Linked DNA regions of Mus musculus: region 1 is linked to region 2. A link is a loop called in an ENCODE intact Hi-C map of the cell type or tissue named here. Cell type or tissue: gastrocnemius. All regions are shown on one strand. Each heading gives the region's core, and the rest is flanking DNA. Links, peaks and the distances in the headings are about the cores only. Region 1 overlaps Tgfbr2 (transforming growth factor, beta receptor II). Region 2 holds the start of Tgfbr2 (transforming growth factor, beta receptor II).

Region 1 (12,493 bases), core at 2,563-10,562, 52 kb after region 2:
TCTTTTCCCAAGCTCATTCTCAGGGCATCTGCAGCAGCTGGGGATTGTTAGCAGTGGAGATTATTAGTATTATTTAAAATTTATTTTCTCTCTGTGTGTGTGCATGGATTTGTGGCTGTGTGCATAGTATATGTGCACATTTGTGCTCATGTGTATGACGTCCAGAAGCCAACTTTGGAAGCCACTCCTTAGCAGCCATCCACCTTGCTTTTTGAAGCAGGATCTTTTACTATGGCAAGATTAGTTTGGGCTGGCTGGCCTAAGATACCACTCTATACAGAATTATGGATAAGTAATAAATGCACACATGTTACTGAGATACTTTTAGTTAATTAATTACCCTGTATGTTCATTTATTTTCCTTGAGGCATTCACTGTGCTACTCATTAGCCTGTGATTCACTAAGCACAGCCCAGGTTGGCCTCAAATTTGGAATCTCCTGAGTGCTGGGACTGCAGGCCTGAATATTCTTTGACGTTCCTTTCCTTCATCTATTATTTCCTTGAAATGAAACAGCCTTTGAAAAGCGCAGTTGCTGGAGCCTAAGGAATGTGCACAATGGACCAACAGCTCCATGGTCTGGAGACCCGCCTCTCTCTGACTCCCAGTAGCTTCCCTCATGCCCTTTGGCAAAGAGTTCCTACTGGGACTCATATTCTTGCTGTTTTACATCTGTTTTTTGTTTTTAGTTTTTGTTTTTTTGTTTCCTGCCTGTGTTTTGTGACTTCCAATTAAAACCAATAGCCATGACCTTGACACAAATCCTTTAAAGTATGGATGTTGGGTGCCCTCAGTGTTTGAAGGCATGATGTTACTATTCCAGATGCCCCAACCTCTAGATGTATGTATGTATGTGTGTATATATGTATGTATGTGTGTATAGACAATCTATGGGCAGTCAGACAGACAGACAGAGATTGGCAGGTCTTTTTTTTTTTTTAACCTATCTACCTGCTACATGCCAGTCCCTTCAGAAGAAGGGACAGATTACAGAGAGACCTTGTCATCTAGTCAGAAAGCCATCCAGGTATCCCCAGCCTGAAGCCTGCAGGCTACATGTGCACCAGGATAGCTATGAATAGAGACCAAAGCAATATCATAAACATCCTTAAAACTCTGTAGGATGTGTTTTGTGATTTGTTTATGTTTTACTTTGGGCGTGACTGATTGCATGGTTCTCCAGCATGAACTTTGTAGATCACACTGTCAAAAGGCTGGGCATGTCTGGAAATGTTAAAAAAAAATGGGCCTTTGCTTTCTCTGGCATCTCCTACCAGCCTCCCGTGGCAGCAGGCTTTGTGTGATGTCTGGTGGCTTCAGTGCATCTTGCATTGGCCAAGGAGAAAGAAGAGGAGAAAGCAGCAGAAACAGAGGGAACACTAGCCAGAAACTGCCCGCTCTTCAGAGCTGTCCCCAACACAGCTCCCTAGAACTGTCCCCAACACAGCTCCCTTGCCTTCTCTGGAGAACGCTTTAACTGGGGGGACCTGAGAACCTACCCAATACTCATCTAAATTCAGAATGCAAATTAGTAGAGGGGGTGTCATGATGGCCATCTGACAGCCATCCGTCAGCAAGACTTGATAGGTGCCAGAACAGAAGTTTAGTCTAGCTGGGCGTGGTGGCGCACACCTTTAATCCCAGTACGTGGGAGGCAGAGGCAGGTGAATTTCTGAGTTCGAGGCCAGCCTGGTTTACAGATTGAGTTCCAGGACAGCCAAGGCTACACAGAGAAACCCTGTCTCAAGAAATCAAAAACAACAACAACAACAACAACAAAAAGTGTAGTCTAAGATGTAGCAGGGCAAGTGTTATCAGGAGTGGCTGTCTTATAACCGCAAGATGGCACGCTAATTTTGCAAGACATTTATGTTTCGTTTTTGGTGTTTTATATGTGTACATGTGGTGTCTGTGTGTGTGTGTATGCACATCTGCATACAAGTGTGCACGTTCATGTGGACGTTGATACTGGTTCTCTTTTTCTATCACTTTCAACCTTGTATGTTGAGCCAGACTCCCCCTGAACTCAGAACTCACCATTGGGCTTGGGTGGTTAGCCATCTTTGCCCTGGGGATTCCTGTCTCTGCTTCTGGAGAGCTGGGATTATGAGAGGGTTGCCACACTAGCTGGCTTTATGTGGGTTTTGGGGATCCAAACCCTGTTCCCCGTGCTTTGAATGCAGCAAGCACTTTACCTGGTGTGAAGTCTCTCCATACCTTTTGCAAGTCACCTGCTGATCTCTGCCTTCACTGCTAGGACTCAAAGGCGCTCACTGACCTGCTTGTTTCTTGGTTGGGTTCATTAGTTCCTTTCTTGCCCCATCCCTCTCTTCATTCTTTCCTTCCTTCCTATGTAGATAAAGTCTTATGCATCCCAGGCTGGTTTTGAGTTCATTATCTAACTGAGGATGATCTTGAACTCCTGACCCCCTTGCTCTACCACCCAAGTCTCAGGGTTATTTACGCTGGGCACCAAGCCTACTCAGCTTCTATAAGTGTATTAGCGATCTGAACTCTGGTCTTTATGCTGTGTGGCAAACACTTCATCTACTAAGCCACCTTCCCAGCCACACATTGTTTTTGAGACAGGGTCTCTTGATGATTCAGAACTCAGCAAGGAGGTTACATTGGACATTGAGCTCCAGGGATCCTTCAGTCTCCACTTCCCGGATGTTAGAGTAAGTGGCTTCAGGTCCGTTCTGGCATCTGGGTTCAACAGCTGAGTTCCAGCCAGGCCCTTTGAACACAGCATCCAGTAGCCTGGGTACCACACCACAGGCACACTGGAAAGGCTTGCTCTGTTTTAATCTGTGTCTCTTCCAGTGCCTCTTTTCTCCCCACATACCTTCCCCAGTCAAAGGGAGCATGCTGAGTCTAGGATCTCTAATCAAAGCTAACCACAGCCCTTACATTGCTGGATAATATTACAAATTAAGCACGTTTGTTCCTGTTTTGACTCAGGATCACAGCAGGAAGCTGCTAAATAAGAGTGGGGGGGGGGGCTTTCAGTGCCTTTCAGATCAGTGACTAGAGTAATCACGCTCTGAGCTGGTCCCTTCCGCTTAGCTTCTTCATTTCCACAGAAAGGCTGCTCAGGGCTGCATGGCTACACCATGCTTCTAGCCTAGTGCTTTTGCCTGCATCTCTGCGTTATCGTCAGGACTCCAGAGTCCCCGGCAGCTGTCACAGAGGCCATCTTTGTAAAAACACAGCTGTCCTACTTAGGTTTCTCTTGCTGTGACAAAGACCACAACCAACAGCAACTTGAGGAGAAAAGGGTTTGCTTGGCTTACATCATTAATTCATCCCCGAGGGACGTCAGGGCAGGGACTCAAGGCTGGATCCTCAAGGCAGGAACTGAAGCAGAAGCCATGAGGAGTTGATTCTGATTGTCTTGTTCTCCCAGTGTTGCTCAGCCTGCTTTTTATACCCAGGACCACCAGGAGAGGCATTGACCATGGTGGGCTGGGCCCTCCACAACAATAATTAACCAAGACACGCCCACAGGCCAATCTAATGGAGGCAGTTCCTCGGTTGAGGTTCTTTCTTCTCAAGTGCCTTTAGCATGTGTTAAGTTGACAAAAAACAGACAGCAAACAAACAGAAAATTCAAACTCATCAACACAACATCTCTTGCTCCAAAAGGAATAAGAGAGTGTTTATTCTGAGAGAAGGAGGAATGGGTATCATCTGGAAGCACAGATTCAGGTTGACCTGGAAAAATATATAGTTCTAGAACAGAAGGCAGCTAAATATTGAGATATTTAGTAAGTGCATCACGGGGGTGGGGTAGGCAACAGGCAGACTGGCTATGGTAGAGTGGAGAAATCTCTCCCAATGGTTTTAGGTTCCACCTGATGCTGTCATAGTTTCTGAGATGCTGGAAGAGAGAGGTCTGTGAGTCACTTCACTCAGTCCAAAGATTCTACATGCTCCTCAAAGGATGTCAGGTCAGATCGTGAAGTTAGTGACAGAAAGAGACTAGGGGAACAAAGATATCCTAAGATAATCTTCAATCTATACCTGTAGCATTCTAACCCAACCGTTGGCAAGCTCAGAGTCACTAGTCAGTGGCTCTTCTGATCTGCAACAGGGGTGTAACTTTTCTAGAGAACCCCAGCGAACACTCCTGCCTTACTTGTGCCTCCCTGGTAAGGAGTATGCTTCTGAGTGGGGCAGACCAACTGGGGATCACATCTGAATGGGGCACACGAGCCCATTCAGTGCCTCTAGCGTCTGCTTCATCACAGGGACTCAGGAACACTGAACCATCAGAGCCCTGGTAGTGGGTGGGTGTGGATGTGTCACTGAAACCATGAGTCAGTAGTTACAAGCGGGCTTGATGCTATTCCATAGGACCTGTTGGGACTATTCTATAGGTCTCTTCTTTGGACACAGGATCTCCTCATGTAGCCCTGGCTTGCTTGGAACTCACTATATAAACCAAGCTGGTTTGACAATCACAGAGATCCACTTGTCTCTGCTTACAGAGTGCTGGAGTTAAGAACGTCTATCGACCGACCACCATGCCTGGAAAAGTAATCCTATATTTCTTATTTCTCTTAACAAATCAGCCATTTGAGACTAGCCATATTGGCAGGCGCTGGGCTAAACAGAGAGACGGTGCTTCATGCATACGGTGGATACGTGATAGAGGATGGCTTCCTGACATCCACCTTTGGACTTCCAATGCTCACTCATATGTGTGTGTGCTCACACAAGCACTCACTCACACATACCCCTCTACACGCAATGCAAACATCCACCTTGGGCCTTCACATGCACAGGTGCTCACATACACACCCCATCCCCATCATGTGCACATGCACACACACACAGATAGAGGCAGGAAGAATGGGTGGTAAGCTTATGGGATGCTGAGAGGATGAACAAGCCTCTGGGCTTGGAGAACGTAGCAGAGCAAGCGCAGACTTGGCCCCTGTAACGTTTCCCTTGTTGCTCCAAGGTCATCCTCATTTATACATCCTGGTCTGTACAGGTTGTGGTTGTGTTCGCCCCTGCCCTGATGCTTCCCATCTGAACTGTGTTCAGGTGAAAAGCAGTGTATCACAGGTCACCCTCGCTGTGGCTTGGTATTGTGGGAGAGAAGGCTGTAGAAAATGCTGTGCTACATTAACTTGTGGGCTGTCACTTGCTGTGACACTGAGTATGGCATTGTCATGTATAGAGCTCATCACTGAGAACATTGCTGGGGATTTAGAAAAGGAAATTGCAAAAATGAGAATTTTTTAGATCATGGCTGGGGGACATAACTCATTTGGGAGAGTGTTCATCTACAACGTATGAGGCCCTGAGTTTGAGCCCCAACACTAAAGAATGCTGTCCCTCACTGTTGATTGGTATCAGGACCTCTGAAACCTGCGATATCACATAGGCAGGATCCACAGACCTATAACCAAGGCAACAGCCACCATATTCCCAGAATCCACTTGGCTCACCTCCCACCTTTACCTGTAATTAAGTCATTACCCATATATAAAGAAAGCCCCCCCCCCCCGATCTCTCTCTTCCCCCCTTCTCTTTCTGCTGCCCCCCCCCAATAAACATCACATGGAACTGTTGGGCCTGGTGTGGTCCTTCTGCAACCCTGTGACTGTCAAGAGCATAACACTCACCTGTAATTGCAACACTCAGAAGGTGGAGGCAGGAAGATGAGAATCCGAGTTCAAGGCCAGCCTGAACTACTCGAGACTTTATCTCAAAAGAAATATGATTTAAGTAGGTATATATTGGGTGGCTTATAGTGGCCCTTCTTGGCTACATATGGTTGTATCCAGCCGTTGGCTGAAGGGTAGATGTTTCTGCTGGTGGAAGTAAGAAGTTCCATGTGTTCTCTGCCTAGGGAGAGTTGTTCCTCTTTTTAAATAATAATTTACGTTCTGAAATTATAATATAATTACATCATTTTTCCCTTCCCTTTTCTCCCTCTAGATTCTCCTATACACTCTCTCACTCTCAAATTTCAGATTCTTTTTTTATTTTTTTAATTGTTACTCGAGTATACAGAGAGAGAGAGAGAGAGAGAGAGAGAGAGAGAGAGAGAGGCATGCGCACACACAAAATAAATATTTTTTTTTAAAGAAAGAAACCAGGACTTTCCAAACCACTTCTGACTCCAAGTGCAACCTTTCCCATTCTGTAGGGAAGCAGCTCTTTGTGTCACATAGCTGTGTGCTCTGCTGGCTTGCATACCCACCGCTGCATGCAGACTTTAGCGGTTAGCATGGGGACATCGTGTAGGCTCACTTGAGGTGCTGAGGTGATGGGAGGAAAACAGGGTCTTCTAACCACACTGCTTCATTCCCTCCTCTCTGACTGTTGTAGAATTGCTTCTTTTTAAACTAAACCAGCCTCACTCTGGCAGGAAGACAAATGATTTTTTTTCTTTTTCTCCCCCCTCACCCGCCCACCCCCGAACAGTATCAGACATGTGGTTTCCTGTCTATGTTTAACTTTGCTAGCAGAACATCTCAGCCAGCTGGTTCCCCCTGGGCCCACTGCAGCTTTAATGGTGGGGCTTCACACTGTCCAGTGAGCCCATTCTGTGTGCACCAGATGCTTTGCACACGTGGCTGACTTCAGGGCGTTCCGAGTGAGAGCAGTTCAGAAGTGTTGTCCCCTGCACCCTGATCTCACCTTGAGGCTGCCCAGCCCCAGCCCCAGCCCCAGCCCCAGGCGACCAGCTTCTTAGAAGAAATTGGGGGTTTTGCTGTTGTTATTGCTGTTGTTGTTGTCTTTGTTTTGGTTTGGTTCTTGGTTTTGAGACAGATCTCATACAGCCCAGGCTGGCTTTGATTCTTTTACGTAGTTGAGGATGGCCTTGAACATTTTATCCTCCTGCCCCTCCTTCTGCCTCTCCTTCTTGAGTGCCTAGATGGCAGTCCTGCGCCACCAGGCCCAGCTTCTGGCCTGCTCGGGATACAGCCCATAGCCTCATGGATGCTAAGGCTCATGCTCTGCCAAATAAACTATAGTCCCAGTCGCAGCCTCATCCCAGCCCTGGCCTCGTCCCAGTCCCGGCCTTGACCTTTCTGCTTTTTCTGCCTCTGCTCTTAGGTGCAAAGAGCAAGGTGGGCTGTGACAAGCCTGGGCATGGCCTCTGGTTACACTTGGTCTTTAGATTGGGCACTTGGTCCTCAGAACAGCTGCATTCCAGCTGTGCATCTTAGTTTTGAGAGGAAATGAGGCAGATTTACTTTCTGGACTAAATGCAGAATTTAAAACAAAGGAAGGAAGGAAGGAAGGAAGGAAGGAAGGAAGGAAGGAAGGAAGGAAGAAAGGGGTGCGAAAATGTGGTTGAGAAAACATTGTTAGAGTATGTAGAAAACTGTAGATTAAAATCAGCGAGTGCAGTTGTCTCCCCGAAGACTACTCCATCATTTGACTGCTGACCCAGAGCTGAGAGAGCCTCTGGCTGTGTATAAACCTTGGCTAGAGAGCATATCCCAAATCCTTTAGCACAATCCTAACTGGACAAAGAAATACACAAACTGCACCACAACTCAGGCGGGCCCAGCATAGGGTGTGTGTGAGGTAACTCAAGGTAAAACAGCTCCTTTTTGTAAACTTTTTCCCCAAGGTGGGGTTCTGAAGCTAGCTGTGGGGGCAGCGGGGGTGGTGAGCATGCACTTGTAGAACCCCATTCTCCATGAGTCATTGCGGGGCACACAGGGCGTCCAGAGTGTGCACAGTCTGCCCTGAGTTCATCCACTGAATAAGAGTGGTCACTGCAGCAACTGGACCCCAGGGCTTGCAACAGCAGTGGCTGTAAGTTTATGCTCCACACGACTCATCCATATGTGTCCCACAAACTCCACACCTGTGGGTGATGGCAAAATGGCTGCTGTGGAACTGTGCGTGCAAATAAATAAATAAATAATAAGAAAGCACTCGAAGAAGCTGGCCAACTCTGTGAACTGGTTTCTGTTCCTACCCGGGCTGAATTCCAGCTGTATGCAATCCGAACTTCTCTACATATAGCCTGGCCACCTGGCTTTGGAAGTCTTCTCTGACAGGAAGCTGCTCCGGCCTACTGTTATGTAAACCCTTTTTGCTTATTCATTATGTTTATTAAAAATAACGATAACCTAGCTGGGGAAGATGGCTCAGTCAGTAAAGTTGGTAGGGACTGAGAACCCACATTACAAACCCAAGTGTGGGAGTGTGTTGTTATTTGTATGCAGTCCTGGGGAGGGGGAGGCAGGACAGGAAGATGCCCTGGACTCATTCACTCAGCTCTGCTCACTTCCTGAGCTCCAGGCCAGCAAGAGACTCTGATTAAAAAGCAAGGTGGGTAACTCTTGAGGAACACCTTAGGTGGGCCCTTGTCTCATGGCTGTGCACCAGCTCACACACATATACACACTATAAAAACCTTGACTTTTAATAAAACAGTTTGCATTTGTCCTTCTCATGTAAGGAAAGCTATATATGGGCCTGGAACGGCTCAATGGTTACTATAGAGCACTTGTTGCTCTTGCAGAGGACCCAGGGTCAGTTCTTAGCACCCATGTCAGGTGACTCACACCTGCCTGTAGCTCCAGCCCCAGACAAGCCTAACATAGTATCATTTCATACACAATGGATCTGAAACTCAGACATTTCTTCTGTTTTCCCAGTCAGGTCCACATAACTGCCTGGGTTGCAGTGTTCAACACCAAGGTGCTTTGTAAATTCTGCCTTAGCTGTGCAGGTTCTGGCTTAGATGGTCTCGGACCTGGTATCAGAAACGTTTATCCTCCCTCCCTCCCTCCCTCCCTCCCTCCCTCCCTCCCTCCCTCCCTCCCTCCCTTCTTTCTTTCTTTCTTTCCTTCTTTCTTTCTTTCTTTCTTTCTTTCTTTCTTTCTTTCTTTCTTTCTTTCTTTCTTTCTTTTTTTGAGACAGGGTTTCTCTGTATAGCCCTGGCTGTCCTGGAACTCACTCTGTAGACCAGGCTGGCCTTGAACTCAGAAATCTGCCTGCCTCTGCCTCCCAAGTGCTGGGATTAAAGGCGGGGGCCACAAACTTTTTTCCTAAGCCCCCAGGATATGCCAACATGTAGCCAACACCAGGAACAGCTGGACCCAGAATAATTGTTCTGCTAGAGTCTGCGTCTTTCTTTGTATTCCCTGTGTATTCCAGATAGAGCGACCTTAGTGGGTAGAGGCCATTCACACAGAGAGAGCCAAAATTCAGTTTATGGTTAAGGAGAAAACAAGCAAGCCTCGTTATCTACGCTGACCAATCTTGATAGGAACAGGATTATGTTTTCGACTAATTAGAAGTTAGTTCAGTGAGGCCCTGGTCGGCATCTATGGCTTTAGAAGAAACCTTGAGAATGTGAATAGGGACAGGGATGTGATGACAAGGACCGAGAGGGTGCCCAGGCAACAGGGTCACAGTTTAGGGTGTGAAGTATCAGGCAATACCTGGCACTGTGAAGGCACTGATGATATTTATAGTGCACAGTCTTTTCCAACGCTGGCCCAGCTCCCTGGAGAAGACGATAACCCCTGACTTCAGTGCGTCTGTGCCTTTAGGATTCCTGAGCACAGGCAGGAGACAGGCAACCAGGAAAATGATGGAGGAACCAGACCAAGGCAGCTGGGTCACAGAACATCCTGGGTCAGCGAGCAGAAAGAGAAGATCTCCAGTGCTCAGGACCCCAGCCCATGGTAGCATGCTGCCCATGTTCAGGGTGGCTCTTCCAGCCGCTGTAAATCCAATCTGGAAACACACACACGCGAGCACACACACGCGCGCGCGCACACACACACACACACACACACACACGCACATGCACACACACTCCCACGCCCAAAGCCTTATCCTGTTGGCAGTTATAGAGTCTGTAGATTGACAGTGTTAACAATAAAAAGGAGTTATGTTGAGTCAGGATAATACAGGTTTCTGGGCATAAGCCCTGAGCTAGTACATGAAGAAATAACCACACTCTATCACTCTTGGCATTAGCTTTGTGATTCAAGTCTTTTCTTTGGACTCCTAACCAGGGCTTGTGTGCTGTGGGTGGTGGGAAATATCTAACCGTACTTGTTGTTAGGTTACCTTTTTGCTGCAGGTCAGTGATCAGCTGCCCTCCGGTTGGTTCAGCTTCTACCTGACTGCTCTAGCCCTCAAACTGCTCTTGCTCAACTTTTAACCTTCCAGTGGCACGCTCTTTGAGGGTCTCTGGCTGAAAGGCTAACAATTCATTTCTAAGCTGTGCTGTGGAGAATCAGCCTCCTTTCCCAGTTTCCTAACGGCTAACTGCAATACCAAAGTTTGTGTGTGTGTGTGTGTGTGTGTGCACGCGCGTGCGTGAGTGTGTATGTGCATGTATGTGTGTACATATGGAGACCAGAGGACAGCATCAGATTCCTCACACATTGTCAAGCGTTTCTTTTTGAAGTGTGGTCTCCCACTGGCCTGCTACTTGCCAGGTAGGCTAGGTTGGCTGGTCAGGTTGGCTGGTCGGAGGCCCAGGGTGCACTTCTTGCTGTCTCCCTACTGCTGGGGTTTGCAAGCATAGGCCACCATTCCCTGCTTTTTAATGTGAGTTCTGAGGGTGGAACTCAGGCGTTCCTACTTCCAAGGCAAACACTTCCCCATCTGAGGTATCTCCCAGCCCCCATAAAGAGTGACTCTGAAGTGTCCCAGTATTTGGATTTTGTGCCAACAATGGCTAAAATGCCAGGCCTCTCTCTCTACTGTAGCTCTCTGCTTGAGGTTTTGTCCCCACCTCCCAGGAGTAAGGCAGAGGAGGTTTTTGTGCTCCCCTCAGCTTTATTTAAGGAGAGTCAAGAAACTCGTGCAAAGGCGACTGTCAGGTAGGGAGGGGAGTGGAGAGATGGTTCAGCTCGGCATACTTGCAGTAGGAATTAAAGTGCACAGAGGGAAGGCCTCTCCCCTCATTACAGGGAAGGAAATATTCTCAAAATCTACCCAGAATGCTCAGCAGCACTGTCGCCACGGTGCCCGTTAAAGTTGGTCCTGTAACTCCTGCCAGTTTATTCTCCTGTTGCTTAATTAAAATCATGTCTAATTGTTTGCTTGAATTTGCTTGCTTTTCATTTGAGAGGATGAATGGGGAACCCTATCTCGTTCCACACTGCTCTGCTGCCTAATTGACTGGGATCTTCTTGGGGGTTGTTTTCTTATTGGTCAGTCTGAGTACAATTGTGCCAGCACTCTGCCAGTGATGCCACAAAGAGACTTGGTTTTAGGAATAAAGCAAGGATGCAACCATCGTCTCTGGCAGAATACCAAGAAAGCTACTCTAGCTTTGGGAAAGGTACTTCTGAAACTTCTGTGCAGGAGCCATCTAGGAACCGTTCAAATGCACACCTGGACGTAATGATGATTGAGAACAGAGGCAAGGAGCCTTCTTTTCCCTCAAGCACGCAGCTGATGTGTGCTCACACTGCCGGTCTGGACCTCTGGACCTCACTTTGAATGGGAGGTGCCAAGAGATTCTGCATCATGACAACAAGATGCTTAAAGATTCCAGTGATGGCAGCAAGCTATGTGAGTTTTAGAATTGTCAAATATATATACAACAACATAGCAGTGTGTGTACTCTCTCTCCCCCTTTCCCCATTCTGTCTGCCTGTCTATCTACCTACCTATCCACCTATCATCTAACTACCTACCTGCCTGCCTACTTAGCTTCCTACCTACTTACACACACACACACACACACACACACACACACACACACACACACACACACATTCACACACAGAAGAGATGAAAACAACCAACTCCCCAGGCTTCTTGCATACTCTGTCATGTCCATATCTGATACTAGTGTCTGAAAAGAAATTAAAACTGAGACTCTCTAATGGCTTAAAGTAAAATGACTTAGTAAAACCAAATAATGAGACCAGTGGTGGTGGCGCACGCCTTTAATCCCAGCACTCGGGAGGCAGAGGCAGGTGGATTTCTGAGTTCAAGGCCAGCCTGGTCTACAAAGTGAGTTCCAGGACAGCCAGGGCTACACAGAGAAACCCTGTCTTGAAAAACCTAAAAAAAAAAAAAAAAAAATCCCCACTCTTAAAGTCGAGGCCCGTAGGTGCCATTCATTGGATAGGCTGCTTGTTTGGCATGCCCTGAGGCCTTGGTGGTTCATCCTCTAGCACTGCATACGAGGAGCATGCCTGGAATGCTACCACTCTGAAGGGGAGGCTGTCAAGGTCATCCCTGGCTGTGTGTTGAGTTTGAAGCTAACCTGAGCTACATGAGACACAGTCTCAGACACAGAAGAGAAAAATAAAAACTAAAACTAAAATTCTAAATGGATTGTTATTTATGTCTTGATAACAGCCCGATGAACAGAGATGAACTTGAGACATGGACTCTTGTGTTAATATTTAAAGTGGTTGAGCCATGCCAATGAAGGCATTTGGAGGGAGAATTCATTAGTGTAATTGTACACTAGGAAGGGACCTAGGTGGTGGTTCTCTGCTTGCCTTGGTGATCTGGTGTGTAGAGTAAT
Region 2 (12,493 bases), core at 1,963-9,962:
TTTCTCAAAAGTAAATGAAGATCTTAAGGCAGTCCTTGTTAGGATGGGTCAAAAATAGGAAATACATGAAATGCAGGCAAGGTGGCTCAGTGGAGTCGGGGGAGCTTGCTGCCAAGGCTGGAGACCTGAGTTCAATCCCTTGGCAGAAAGGGTTGGAGAGAGACCTGACTCTACTAGGCTTTCTCTCTCTCACACACACATGGACACACATGCCCATGCTCACACAACACACATACACACTTGAGCACATGTACACACTGTCATACACACACACTAAATTAAATAATTAATTAAAATAAACATAAAGCCACAAACTACTTTTGAAAAAAAAAAAACAAAACCACCCAACCCTGATGTCCACTTTTATTCTTTCTCTCCTTCCTCCTTGGGGAGAGCATGCATGTCTCATGGTGCAAGTTGTGGATGCCAAAGGACAACTTGCAGAGTCAGTTGTCTCCCACCACCATGGTGGGCACCAGGGATTGAACTCAGGTCTCCAGGCTTAGCTCCAGGCCCCTCTACTCTCTGAGCCATCTTGCCAGCCCCATAATTTACACATAATTTAGATTATTTATTATTTTGGGCACAAAAATTACGATAACCAAAGTTTAAAATGGTATGAAACAGTGCCCCCTTTCCCCCTTTTTGGTATTTTGAGATAAGAGTCTCATTCTGTAACCTAGGCTGGCCTGGATCAGGTTGCCTCAAATGTGCTACCATCCTAGCATCTTAGTGTCTCCAGTTGTGGGAGTAACTGACAAGAACCACCACACCCAGCTCACATAAAATCTCTGTTGAGGCCATCAGACTTGCCTTTTGTAAGCATCCCAGAGAAAGGGCAGACTCCTTGCAAGTTTTAAGTCTTTTCAATATTGAACATTGTTTCAGAGAATCTGCTTGCCATGCACATGGGGTTAAGATGCTGTGATCTCGCTGTGAATTTTAGATATTGTTTGCATTTCCCGATGCCGAGTAGAGCCCCCTTCCTTTCCAGGGCTGACTGGGTTAGATCAGCAGTGTGAAAGGCCAACACAGATGCTGTCAGTTTAGAAGTGTGATATGAGACTTGGTGCTCCACTAAGGCACTAGATGCTTGGACTTAGCCTCGAGTACAAAGCATGTTGTTAGCACAGCTGTAGTCTTTGTGTGTGTGTGTGTGTGTGTGTGTGTGTGTGTTAGACAAGTTCTCCAGTGGCTGGTCTGAGACTTACCAAGTGGGCTAGCTTGGAGAGCCAGCAAGCCCCAGGGTCTGTTTGCCTCCTTCTTCTCCTAGAGCTAGAATTCCGAGCTGGTGCCTAAAGGCCTGGCTTCATTCCTGTAGCGTCTGGGCTCAGCTCAGGCTTTCCTGCTTGCAAGGCAAATACTTCATCGTAGATGGTCTTTGCTATTTTGTGGGTTCCTTTTTTTCTATCATTTATCCACGCCCCCAATTTTACCCCCTATCAGTAGGATAGAAGAGAGGGGAATTTATGAATCTAATTTCTTTCTTCTTTTTTTCTTCTTTGTTTGTAACTGGTCTTTGCTACTTTGTGAATTATTTTTCCCACCCTTCCCTTCCCCCACTTCACCCCTGTAACTAGATAAGAGAGAAAGAAGGATGAGAGAGAGAGAGAGAGAGAGAGAGAGAGAGAGAGAGAGGAAGAGAGGAGGGAGGGGAAGAGGAAGGGAGGGAGGGAGGGAGGGGGAGAGAGGGAGGAAGGGAGGGAGGGAAGGGGAGAGAGAGAGAGACAGAGAGAGAGAGACAGAGAGGGAGAGGGAGAGGGGAGGAGGGAGGGGAAGAGGGAGAGAGGGAGGGGAAGAGGAAGGGAGAGAGAGAGAGAGAGAGGGAGAGAGAGAGAGAGAGAGAGAAAGAGAGAGAGAGAGAGAGATCTGAATCTAATTTCTTTCTTCTTGTTTCTTCTTTGAGCACAGCTACTCACAGACCTCAACCAACCTCCTGAAGGATCACCAACCACCAACCACACCTCTTCGGACTCTAGCATTTATATATCCTATGAAAAGTTCCCAGAATTCCAAACATCATTCAATTGCAGAAACTATAGGCAGCTACCAAAACCACACGCCTCTGCTAGAGCACAAGGCAAATCATAGTCAGCTGCTGTGGACAGTCCCAACTCCCCACATCTGGGATTAAAACAAAAACATATTCTTATAATATTTCTGTGTTTATTTCAATAAACCAAATCTCCAGAATTCTCACTACACTTTATCAACTGTGCTGTCGCTCCAGGCTCCTTGGGATGGTTGGGACCTTTACTTGTTTTAGCACACACAGAGAAGACAGCACATCTGTCACAGATAGAGAACTTGGACAAACTTAGGGGAAATTAAGAAGACAGAAGGCAGCAGGTTCATTTCTCCTTTCTCAGAAAGGGAAGCAGCACTGGCAGAAAGCTCATCTATTCATATCTCTGTCGGGTTACATAATGCTCTCCTCAGAATTATGAAATCACTAGGTCCCTGAGGTCACTCGTCCTCTGAGTCCTTGTTACCTCATGTGCTCACTTAGCCAACACATGCCTGACTGCAGACCTGAGACCTGTTTAGTACATGGATTCAGTAGTAAGGAAAGATAGGTGTATAGTGCCTGCCCTCAAGATCTTTGAAGTTGAAGGAGACATGAGATTGGGAGTCAGTGAGAAACATTATGAAACCCAGATATCATAAATGTTGTAAAAGGTCTCGACATGGTGGATGAACACCTGTAACCTCAGCAGTTGGGAGACTTAGGCAGGAGCGTCCAGAGTTCAAAGCCAGCCTCGGCTACCTGGCAAGTTTGAGGTCAGCAATGTACATGAGACTCCATCTGAAACAAACAAACAGACAGAATGAAAAACAGGCATAACATGAAATAAGCACCTAGGGACAATCATATGGAGCCATGCTTACATGTGTACATGCAGCACACACACACACAAACACTAACACATGCACGCACGCACGCGCACATGCACACAAACAGCTGGTACAGATGTGTCTGAAACCCCAGAGCTGAGAAGGCAGAGACAGGAGGATCTTTGGGGTTTGCTGGTCACCCAGTCTAGGTAATCTTGCATCCCCAGGATCAGTGGGAGACTCAAAATCTACTCTACACAGATCTACTCAGACAGGTGAGTCAATCAGGCCAGAGGAGGTCACGGGGGGGGGGGGGGGGGGGAGTCGGGGCTCTACAGGGGCAGGCCCTGGGAATGCAGAACAGGCTCTGAGCAGAGCAGGGCTGTGTGGGGATGGGGACTCTGGAGCAGGTGCAAGGGTTTGCTTCCTACTAGCTCCTCGAGCTCGGTGATGCTATTCAATGATAGTGACAGAGCTTGCACTTTAAAAATGCCTTCAGCTCAGATCTCAGGCACTGAGTGGAAGCACCCAGAGTGACCCTGCCTGTGGATGAGTGACCTGCAAGACAAATGCTCAAGGGATGGCAGTAGCCTGAGAGAAGACCACCCCAGAAGGAAGATGGGGAATCCGACTTTGAACTCAGCCTGTCTCCCTCACTAACACGGTATAAGTGCACGACTGCATGTGCGCTGAGCAGCGCGCACCCTCCTACTGTCTATCCATGCATTCTCTCACCAGATGCACGAGACAAGAACTCTTTGGATAAAAGATGACCTTTTCCTAGAAGGTGCATCCAGAAGCAGTGTTTGGTGCTGAATCAAAAACTCAGAAATCCAATTTTAACAAATTTACCCTCAGCATATGTGCATGAGCTCACACTCAGATGTGCACATACATATACACACACCCCCACACATACATACAGAGCTGGCACAGATGCATCTGAACCCCCAGTACTGGTGAAGCAGAGACAGGAGGATGTCTGGGTTGGTGACTAGCTGGTCTAGCTCATCTTCCATCTCCAGGATCAGTGGGAAGCTCATTTGAGGCAGGGAACTAGAGAGGCCGCTCTGAGATGCAGAACATGTGCAGTTTCTACAGAGACCCAGAGTCAGTTCCCGGCACTCACATAGTCACCTCCTGGATGCGTGGCTTGTGCCGCCTTGGGTGACCCGAGTTCCAGAAGGTTCTATGTCCTTTTATAGCTTCTGCAACAGGCATGCACATGATGCACATACAGACATGAAAGCAAGGTACTCACACATACAGTAAAATGAACCCTTAAAAACAAATCAGGCAGCTAGGCAGTGGTGGCACACGCCTTTAATCCCAGCACTTGGAAGGCAGAGGCAGGCAGGCAGATTTCTGAGTTCGAGGCCAGCCTAGTCTACAGAGTGAGTTCCAGGACAGCCAGGTCTATACAGAGAAACCCTGTCTCAAAAACCAAAAAAACAAAAAAACAAAAACAAAAAAACAGGCCGTGCTGCACACAGACAGGCGCACGCGCGCACGCACACACACACACTGTAGAGATTGTCTCTGGAAAACATGGTCACCCCAGAAAGAATGGAAATTTTGATGGGTCTTCCTACTGATAGCCTTTCTACCTCCAGCCAAGTATTTTCTCTCCTTACTCGAATTATCTTATCGAAGAGCGATCATTGAAAAGCAGACTCCACCACCAAAGACACTTTTTTTTGTTGTTTTTTGGGTTTTTGTTTGTTTGTTTGTTTGTTTTCCCAGACAGTATAGCTTTGGCTGCCCTGGAACTCACTCTGTATAATAGGCTGGCCCTGAACTCACAGAGACCCGCCCACGTGTGCCATCATCGTCTGGCCCCAAACATACTTTAATTTCTTTAGTTTCTTAGAGGCAACACCCTGAAAATATCAGCCCTACCTTGATCACAGAGCTTCACCCAGCAAACCACGCCCAGGAAACGGTCCTTCCAATGGGAGGCTCTACCCAGGTGCTCATTAGACATGCAGACACTCTGGGTTCAGACCTACTGAACCAGAACCTGCAGGTTAGCTAAATTCACAACCCAACGTGATTAATACGCACATTAAACTCTGAGACAAACTCCTGGATTTTGTTCCACAGTAAAAAACAGTCCTTTACAACGTGATCACACATGCATGTACATAAAACTGAAACTAAGCTCTAGTGAAGAAGTGCTTACCTTTATTTTATTAGGGGAAGCAACGTGTTCGGGACTCTGAAGCTACATTTCAGAGCTCTCTCCTGGGTCTCAATGGAATTATGAAGCCCCTGGGAGTAATGCCTAGAAGGTGTGGGGGTGCCTGGAGGTGTATCAAGGAAAGTGGTTTACACCACTTTCGAGCTTGTTTTGCGAAAAGTGCGCTTAGTCACTTCTGAGTTTGAACTTGGAGCCCAGACTTGGCGGGGTGGGGGTTGCGTGGGAGCGCTGGGAGTGGGCAGCTAAAAGTTTGTAGAGTCCAGGCAAGGTCCAATCCAGCGGCCTTGATTGGCGGCCGGAGGAAGGCGAGGGCTGGAAGCTGGAGGAGAGGGCCGGAGCTGGAAGGCTCTCCGGCGGCGAGAGGTCCTGCCCAGCTGTTGGCGAGGAGTTTCCTGTTTCCCTCTCGGCGCCCGGGTAAAGTTGATGAGTGAGTCACTCGCGCGCACCGACCGACGACACCCCCCGCGCGCGCACACGCTCGCCTGGGGGACGGAGCCCCAGCCTCCTGCTCAGCTCTCCTCGGCCGCCGGGGGCCTCCTCCGGGCCTCCGAGCTCCGGGGATCGCCGGCCACATCTGGCCCGCATCCTGAGAGGGCGAGGAGTAAAGGCGCAGCCCGGGGTCCCCGAGGCTCGGTTCGTGGCGCACCAGGGGCCGGTCTATGACGAGCGACGGGGGCTGCCATGGGTCGGGGGCTGCTCCGGGGCCTGTGGCCGCTGCATATCGTCCTGTGGACGCGCATCGCCAGCACGATCCCGCCGCACGTTCCCAAGTCGGGTGAGTGAGTGGCCAGGGCGCGACCCTGGGGGTTCACTGGGGCTCCCCGCTCCTCCTCCAGCCCCCAGGGCAGCGATTGACAGTCGGCCGCGGGACCCGGTGCGAGAGCGGAAACGGGAAGTTTGTAGCGGCCCGAGTCGGTTCAGGCCCGCGGGGATCCGGGCAAGATCTCTCGCAAAAGAGCAGGACAGTCCACTTGCAGGGGACTTGGGGACGCTCCTGACCCCCTTTGTGCGCGCACGAAAGGCCAGGTCGGCCGCGAGGGGCCTGGAGCCCCGGAAAGGGAAGTTTAAGAAGTTGGAACTTGGAGGAGCATCGGCAGGGGACTGGACGCCCAGCTGCTGCACACCTGGGCCGCTTACTGCCCTAGACACCGCGACTGAGCCAGACTCTCAGTCCTCAGCTTTGCCATCTCGGGAGGGATTCTGGGCCGTGACTCACTGGATACAAGTTAGAGAAGAGAACTGATCTCTATCCTCGCTGATTCCTGGCCTGCCGGGATGAGGACCCAGTGAGGGTGGTCAGGTTGATGGCTGAGAAAAATCTAGTGCATGCCTACTAAGTGATGGACTATAGGGATGCTGCCTGGAATGAAAGATCTCAGCAGCTACTATTCAATGGAAACACCTAACCCAGGTTGTCCTCCAGGTCCCATCGCAGGGGTTAGTTAAGGGAGAAAAGCAGGCTCTAGGGCTCCTTCCTAAGGGTTTGCTTGGAAAGTTTAAAATCTGGCATTTTAACTCTAAAGTTAGAGTTAGGGCCACGATCTGGGCAAGTCACATGACTCTGGGCCTCAGTTTTCCCTACTGTACAATGCAGTGGTTCAGTTTGTGAAAGTTTACACTCTTTTCATCACTGGCTTTCCATGACCTTCCCTAGTAACTAAGAGGATGGCCAGGGTCGATTTGGGGTGAAATGCAGAGATTGCGGTGGCCGTGTGTGTGTGTGTGTGTGTGTGTGTGTGTGTGTGTGTGTGTGTGTTGGGGAGCGCGGAAGTAGGGTGCAAGAGAGCTCGTTGCAGACATCGGTAGTTGAGGTGATTTAAGAGTTTTGGATCGTGTTGCAAACAGCAGTGGACCATTTCAGAAGGGAAGAGCCACACAAAGGGAAACAGCAAAAATCCTAACAGGTTTTAGTCCTGTTGCTTCATAAAGTCCGCGTTCGTGTCGTTGGTTTCCATTGAAGTGCAGTTCCAGAAAGGTCAACTGTCTCTCATGTTAACCCAGGCCCTTAAAGCTGGCTTGGGAGATTTAGCTCAGTGGCTAAGAGTGTTTGCTGTGCAAGCTTGAGGACGTGAGTTCAAATCCCGAGGGCCCATATGCAAAGTTGGGTGTGGTTCTTTGCCAGCCCAGCACTAGTGAGAGAAGACTGGAAACCCTTTGGAAATTGCTCGATGCCAGGTTAGCTCTAGGTTCGGAGAGAGACTCAAAGAGAGTGATAGAGACTCATGGAGAGTGACAGAGGACCCCTGGTCTCCTCCTCTGCCCCTTCCTGTGCTCACAAACCCTACCCCAAGCACATATAGACACACACAAGAAAAAAAAATTAAAAGAAAAAAAAAACCCTGCTGGGTTTTGCTGAAGACCATCAGAAAGAATATCCTTCCCTTTGTGTACATAAAACGTTTGCTTTAGCTCGAGAAGAACCGAAGTCCAGAGGCCCCAGTTTGAGTTTTGTTTACAAGATTAAGATTTGTGATTTTCGAATTCCAGGCTTTGTAGCTTGTGAGTCATATTTATGCACAGTTTTAAACAATTAGCTGACTGACTTGGTGGATCTTTTTAATTTGGGCTTTAAATAGTTTTATAAGACGGAGAGGGCTTTTTTTTTTTTTTTTTAACATTTTATGGAATTGCCATTCCAGGATGTTTGGACAGTTCGTTTTGAGTTGTACCTATGTGGTCAAAGTTTTTAAAGATGGTTTTAAGTGGGAAGACAGCTCCTAGGGAAAGGGCGCGTGGAAGGACACTTGGAATTCCACTGGCCTTCTCAGTTTCCACAGAGGGGAAAGGTGTAGAGATTTGTCCTGACAGAGTGGTAAATTGTGAGGCAGTTTCTCAAGATACCTTAATGCAATAGACAAAGGGAAGGAACAAGATTCTTTACAAAGTCCCAGTCAGTCCAAGACAAACACATGTCTTATGCGTACCAGCCTGACAGATGAGCAAGCGATTTCAGCGTAAGAGAAATTTACACTAAAAAAAAAAAAATTATTTTAAACTTTTGTCCTCATGTTTCTCTGGGGGTTCTGTGCATGAGCCACGCAATAGGGTGGGCGTACACTTGGGTGCTCATGAGCCCTGTAATACGGTGGGCGTACACTTGGGTGCTCAAGAGTGTGGAGGTCAGAGATGACATTGGGTGCTCATGGGTGTGGAGGGAGAAGGTTGGCATTGGGTGTCTTCTTCAGTTGCCCCACTTCATTTACCAAGGCAGGCTTCTTAGATGGTGCCGGGATTCTAGCTGAACCCAGGATGCACTGTGTGGGTTTGTCCTGCTAGCTAGCTTGCCGTGTAGACCCCCCCAGTGTCTGCCTCCTGGGTGCTGGCACTAGAGGAGACCAGTACATCCTCCTGGCTACTTATGTGGGTGCTGGGATCTGATTCCAGGTCCCTACACATGCATGGCAAGTGAGCTGAGACGTCTCCTCAGCTGACAAGAAATATACTTAGACAACTTCTAATTTAAAGATTGATTGATTGATTGTGTGTGTGTGTATGCATGTGTGTGTGTGTGTGTGCGCGCAAGATCCTGTGTGGAAGAAATCAAGGGAAAACTATGGTACTATGGTAGTTGGTCCTCTTCCTCTGCCATGCGACACCCAAAGACTCTGCTCTTGGAGCTTACCTGCTGAGTCCTCCTGCAGGCCTCGCAAATTAAAATACTTGTTTTTGATGTAGCATGTTCACGCTTCTAAGTGCTCAAGGATAAGGAGTGAGTCTGAGGGGAAAATGTACTCTGGATGCATCAGACTTCAAAAAATATGATTTTGACTTTTTAGATGCCTACGGAAGAGTCCTCACAGAGGACTAGACCTTGGCCCTAGTGTCACAGGGACCACGGAGCCCTATAGGTTCTTTAAGGATGTCCTTACACCTATCCAGGTCCTGGACCAAAAATCTTTAGTCCTTTAATCCTTTGGACCTACTCTCCCCTCCCCCACATAAGGTGCATTTTCAGCCCCAGGGCACTTCCTTTAATGACATCTTGTTTTTAACAAGTGGATTATGCAGAAAATGCTAACCAGGGCTACAATTTTCGGCCTCTGTTTTGATATAGCACCCCACATTGAGGACTCCTTTTTAAATGCCCACCTTCCCCAGGTCCTCAGTGGCCTCCCTACCTCCTGTTTCATTCAGTTTCTGCCCTAAACCGGACTTTACAGTTTTCCTTACATTGATGAATAACTATTTAAAAATTTAGGTTTTATTTATTTCATTGTGTGGCAGCTGTGGATGTATGTAGGAGACTGTCGCGTGTGCAGGGACCTGAGCAGGCTGGAAAGCGTTGGATCCTCTGGAGCTGGGGTCACAGATGGTTGTAAGCAACCCAGTGTAGATAGATGTTGGGAACCGAATTCAGGTCCTCTGCCCCTGGGAACAATTCTATTTTCCCAATCAATAACGGAAACTTCTGAATGCTATCTCCCAAACTGCCTTACTATTCTTCCTTCTCAAGGGTATTTACTAAATGGGGATGTATAGACTGAGAGGAAGCTACCCCAGATGAGTGCAGCAGAGTTGTTGTCACTTTGTTTCTTTGAGCTCCCGAATCGTGTCACAGACAGAGCACAGGACACGCTGGGGATTCGAACACTGTTAGGTCCTGTTTGGTTGCTCTAGTCCCGTCGCCCCCCCCCATACCCTAACCCCATGCTTTGCTGAATGCACAAGAGGGGGTTCACATTGGATGTTTCCTTCTCAGTGCCTCTGCGTGAGTTTCTCCTTGCTGAGTTCTTACCTTGCCATCTCTGCCTGGTTGTATTTCAGCCCTAGACGATCCACAGTTCTCCTTCACTCTTCTTATGCAAACTGGACCAAAGCGTGTCCAGCCCGTCTTTCTGTTGGATGGGCCAGGGTAGAGTGAGAGCCACACACTGAAGATCAGGGTGTCTTGGATTACAGTCCCACCTCTCCCTCGCTGGCTGGGCAGCCTAGAATTCCTTGGCTCTCACTGGATAATGTGTGGGAAGACAGAATAAAGTAATGCCTTCAGGTGCCTCATCCCAGGCCCCACAGGCGGCTCTGGATGTCTCTCTCAGTCACACCTGACAAACCTCCTCACCTATACCATTCTTTCTGACTTTGTGTCTTACCAAGGCTGAGAGCAGCAGTTCTCAAGCTGTGAGTGGAGAACCCGCCTGGCCAGAGACGTGGATCTTATATCCTGCATTGTCAGATATTTACTGATTCATATCAGTGGCAAATTTACAATTAAGAAGTAGCAATGGAATACTTTTATGGTGTGTATGTGTGTGTGTCGGGGGGGGGGGGGTCACCATAGCACGAGGAACTGTATTAAAGGGTCACAGCATTAGGATGTTGTCAACCACTAGGGCCTCCCGGGCCTCAATTCAGGAAGCTGGTCCTCTCTGGAACCTCTCTCTGGATCACCTATCTGACTAATTTTTCTCATCTTTAAAGACCTTCCTTGGGCCTCGTAAGGAAACCTGCTTTGAACATGTCAGGTGAGCCAAGCGCCCCCTCCTCTGTCCTCTCTCAGCTCCGAGCACAGCAAGCAGTGATTTTTGTGTGATTCCCGAGTTCATTGAGCCTCGTTAGCTGCTCCAGGGCAAGCAGGATCTGTCAGTCAGAGGCTGGTCTCCAGGGCTGCCCCGGGACGACAGCTCATTCTCCGAGCTGTACCAGCTCCCTTCATCCTGCTGGGGCTAGTGTGAGTGTGACTGCTGCACAGGCTTACATACCCAGGAGGGCCCCTGCTGTGTTGGGTATTTGGTCCTGAGTGGTCAGAGCATCTGAATTAACTTGGCTATTGGTTTGCTCTTGCAGCACCTGCGGTTGGACTCAGGCCTTGGTATATCTCCATCTCTCTCTTACTTTTGTAGCAGGACTTAAGTCCCCTGGGGCAAAGCTGCCCTCAGCCTGCACTGCTTTTGCCTCAGCCTTTAATAGCCAGGCCTTGGGGTCTGTACCTGTGCCTCGGGGTCCCGCTTTGGCTATTTCTATGCTATGACATTGATGCCTATATTCTGACCAAAGATAGAAAAAGATGTTTTGACTTTAGCGAGGTTTTCACCTACAAAATTACCCTGCAAATGCTAGCGCTCTCTCTCTCTCTCTCTCTCTCTCTCTCTCTCATCTTCCTCCTTTCCCCCTCCTCCTCCTCCATTTTCTCAAACATTGTAGAAAGGAAACAATAATTACAAAATACAATGTTGAATTTATACACAGGTTTTGTCACGTTTTGCTGTTTGTTTGTTTGTTCGTTTGCTTTTGAAGAACATAGAATCAACAAGGTTTTATTCTGTGATCTAGAATATAGACCAGGCTGGCCTCACACTTGTAGTAATCCTCCTGCCTTAGCCTCTCAAGTTCTGCTCCTCCAGCATGAGCCACCACACCCATCTTGAATCGAATGTTTATGTTTCCTACCCACCTAGGCTTTATGTTTTGGTTTCTGAGCAGTGCATCTAAGGGAAGTATGTGCATCCGAAATTGGCTGTCTATCACAGAGCATCCTGGGGATTATTTAGGTCAGATGCAAACCACCAAGGCATTTCAAAATAGGCTATGCGAAACTGTACTTCCTGACCCTGGCTCGGCATATTCAGCCAAGTGCTATATAAAAGTTTAACCCTGACCCTCTGCAAGGTTTTGCATTCTGCTCCTGTGGATCTTTGGATGGCGGACGCTATAGTTTTCAGAACCAGCCCAGAGATGAGCAGTAACCGCCTGGTGTTCACAGCTTGTCCTTCCTCCCACAGGAGCGTGTCACCTCACCTCCGACAGGACAAGAGAGTGATTGGTCACCGTATTTCTGGGTGGGGTTTGCTGAGGGGTTTAGGAAGCTGCAGGAATGCCTGGGCTTATCCTGAGTGCAGTTAGGAAGAAGGGTGACATTACTTATTTAATCATAGAAAGAGACCTAGAAGATAATTCTTATAATTCTCTATCTCATAAATAGGTGGAGGCTATGTGTGTGTGTGTGTGTGTGTGTGTGAGTGTGTGTGAGTGAGTGTGTGTGAGTGTGTATGAGTGTGTGTGAGTGAGTGAGTGTGTGAGAGTGTGTGTGTGAGTGTGTGTGTGTGTGTGTGTGTGTGTGTGTGTAAGTGGGTCTTCATAGAGAAGCTGAAGGGTTAAAGACACGTCATATTTGAGAGTGGAGGAAACTTCACCCTTCAGATGTCTGCAGTGGGTCACCCCTGGTTGGTTTATGTGCTTTGTATGATCTGCTATGGATTTATTGCATTTTGTATTTCTCCTTATGCATATTCACTGTACATATTACTCTCTGCTAAAGGGATGTTTTTCATGGAAATGTGCATTGTGTCTCTTGATGGTCTTCGTGCCACAGAAAATCAAGACAGGAACAGGGAGTGTTTTGCCCGTGGGTGATCTACAGTTCCCAGCCTGACAGTGATATCACGGTCATGAGAACCAGGGTAGCCTAGGCATTGGTATTGCTAGCAATTCAGCTGCATCACGTTCAATACAATACAATAA

The links. Peaks named below come from ENCODE experiments on the same cell type or tissue, not always from the same donor. Only the 100,000 strongest peaks of a DNase experiment are listed, where the experiment ranks them.
Region 1: a loop joins it to region 2, with 2.3 times the contacts of the local background. A loop is called at or near these places in 8 of 42 quality-filtered maps.

The regions. Positions count from the first base shown.
Region 1 is chr9:116,117,154-116,129,646 of GRCm38, reverse strand. All of the region lies in intron 4 of Tgfbr2 (transforming growth factor, beta receptor II), which reads left to right. Among named protein-coding and RNA genes, the nearest start is that of Gm31292, 22 kb to the left of the region's middle. In gastrocnemius, for the core only: a CTCF peak has its summit at 6,894; no DNase peak of the experiment used is centred there; H3K27ac peaks cover 3,480 bases.
Region 2 is chr9:116,168,261-116,180,753 of GRCm38, reverse strand. It overlaps Tgfbr2 (transforming growth factor, beta receptor II), which reads left to right and starts at 5,391. Exons shown (of 8, transcript NM_009371.3): 1 at 5,391-5,810. The coding sequence starts at 5,717. It overlaps Gm40582 (a long non-coding RNA gene), which reads right to left and starts at 5,110. Exons shown (of 3, transcript XR_871320.3): 1 at 5,018-5,110; 2 at 4,735-4,843; 3 at 2,147-4,043. In gastrocnemius, for the core only: a CTCF peak has its summit at 5,537; DNase peaks (open chromatin) are centred at 5,630 and 6,132; H3K4me3 peaks cover 5,472 bases; H3K27ac peaks cover 6,485 bases.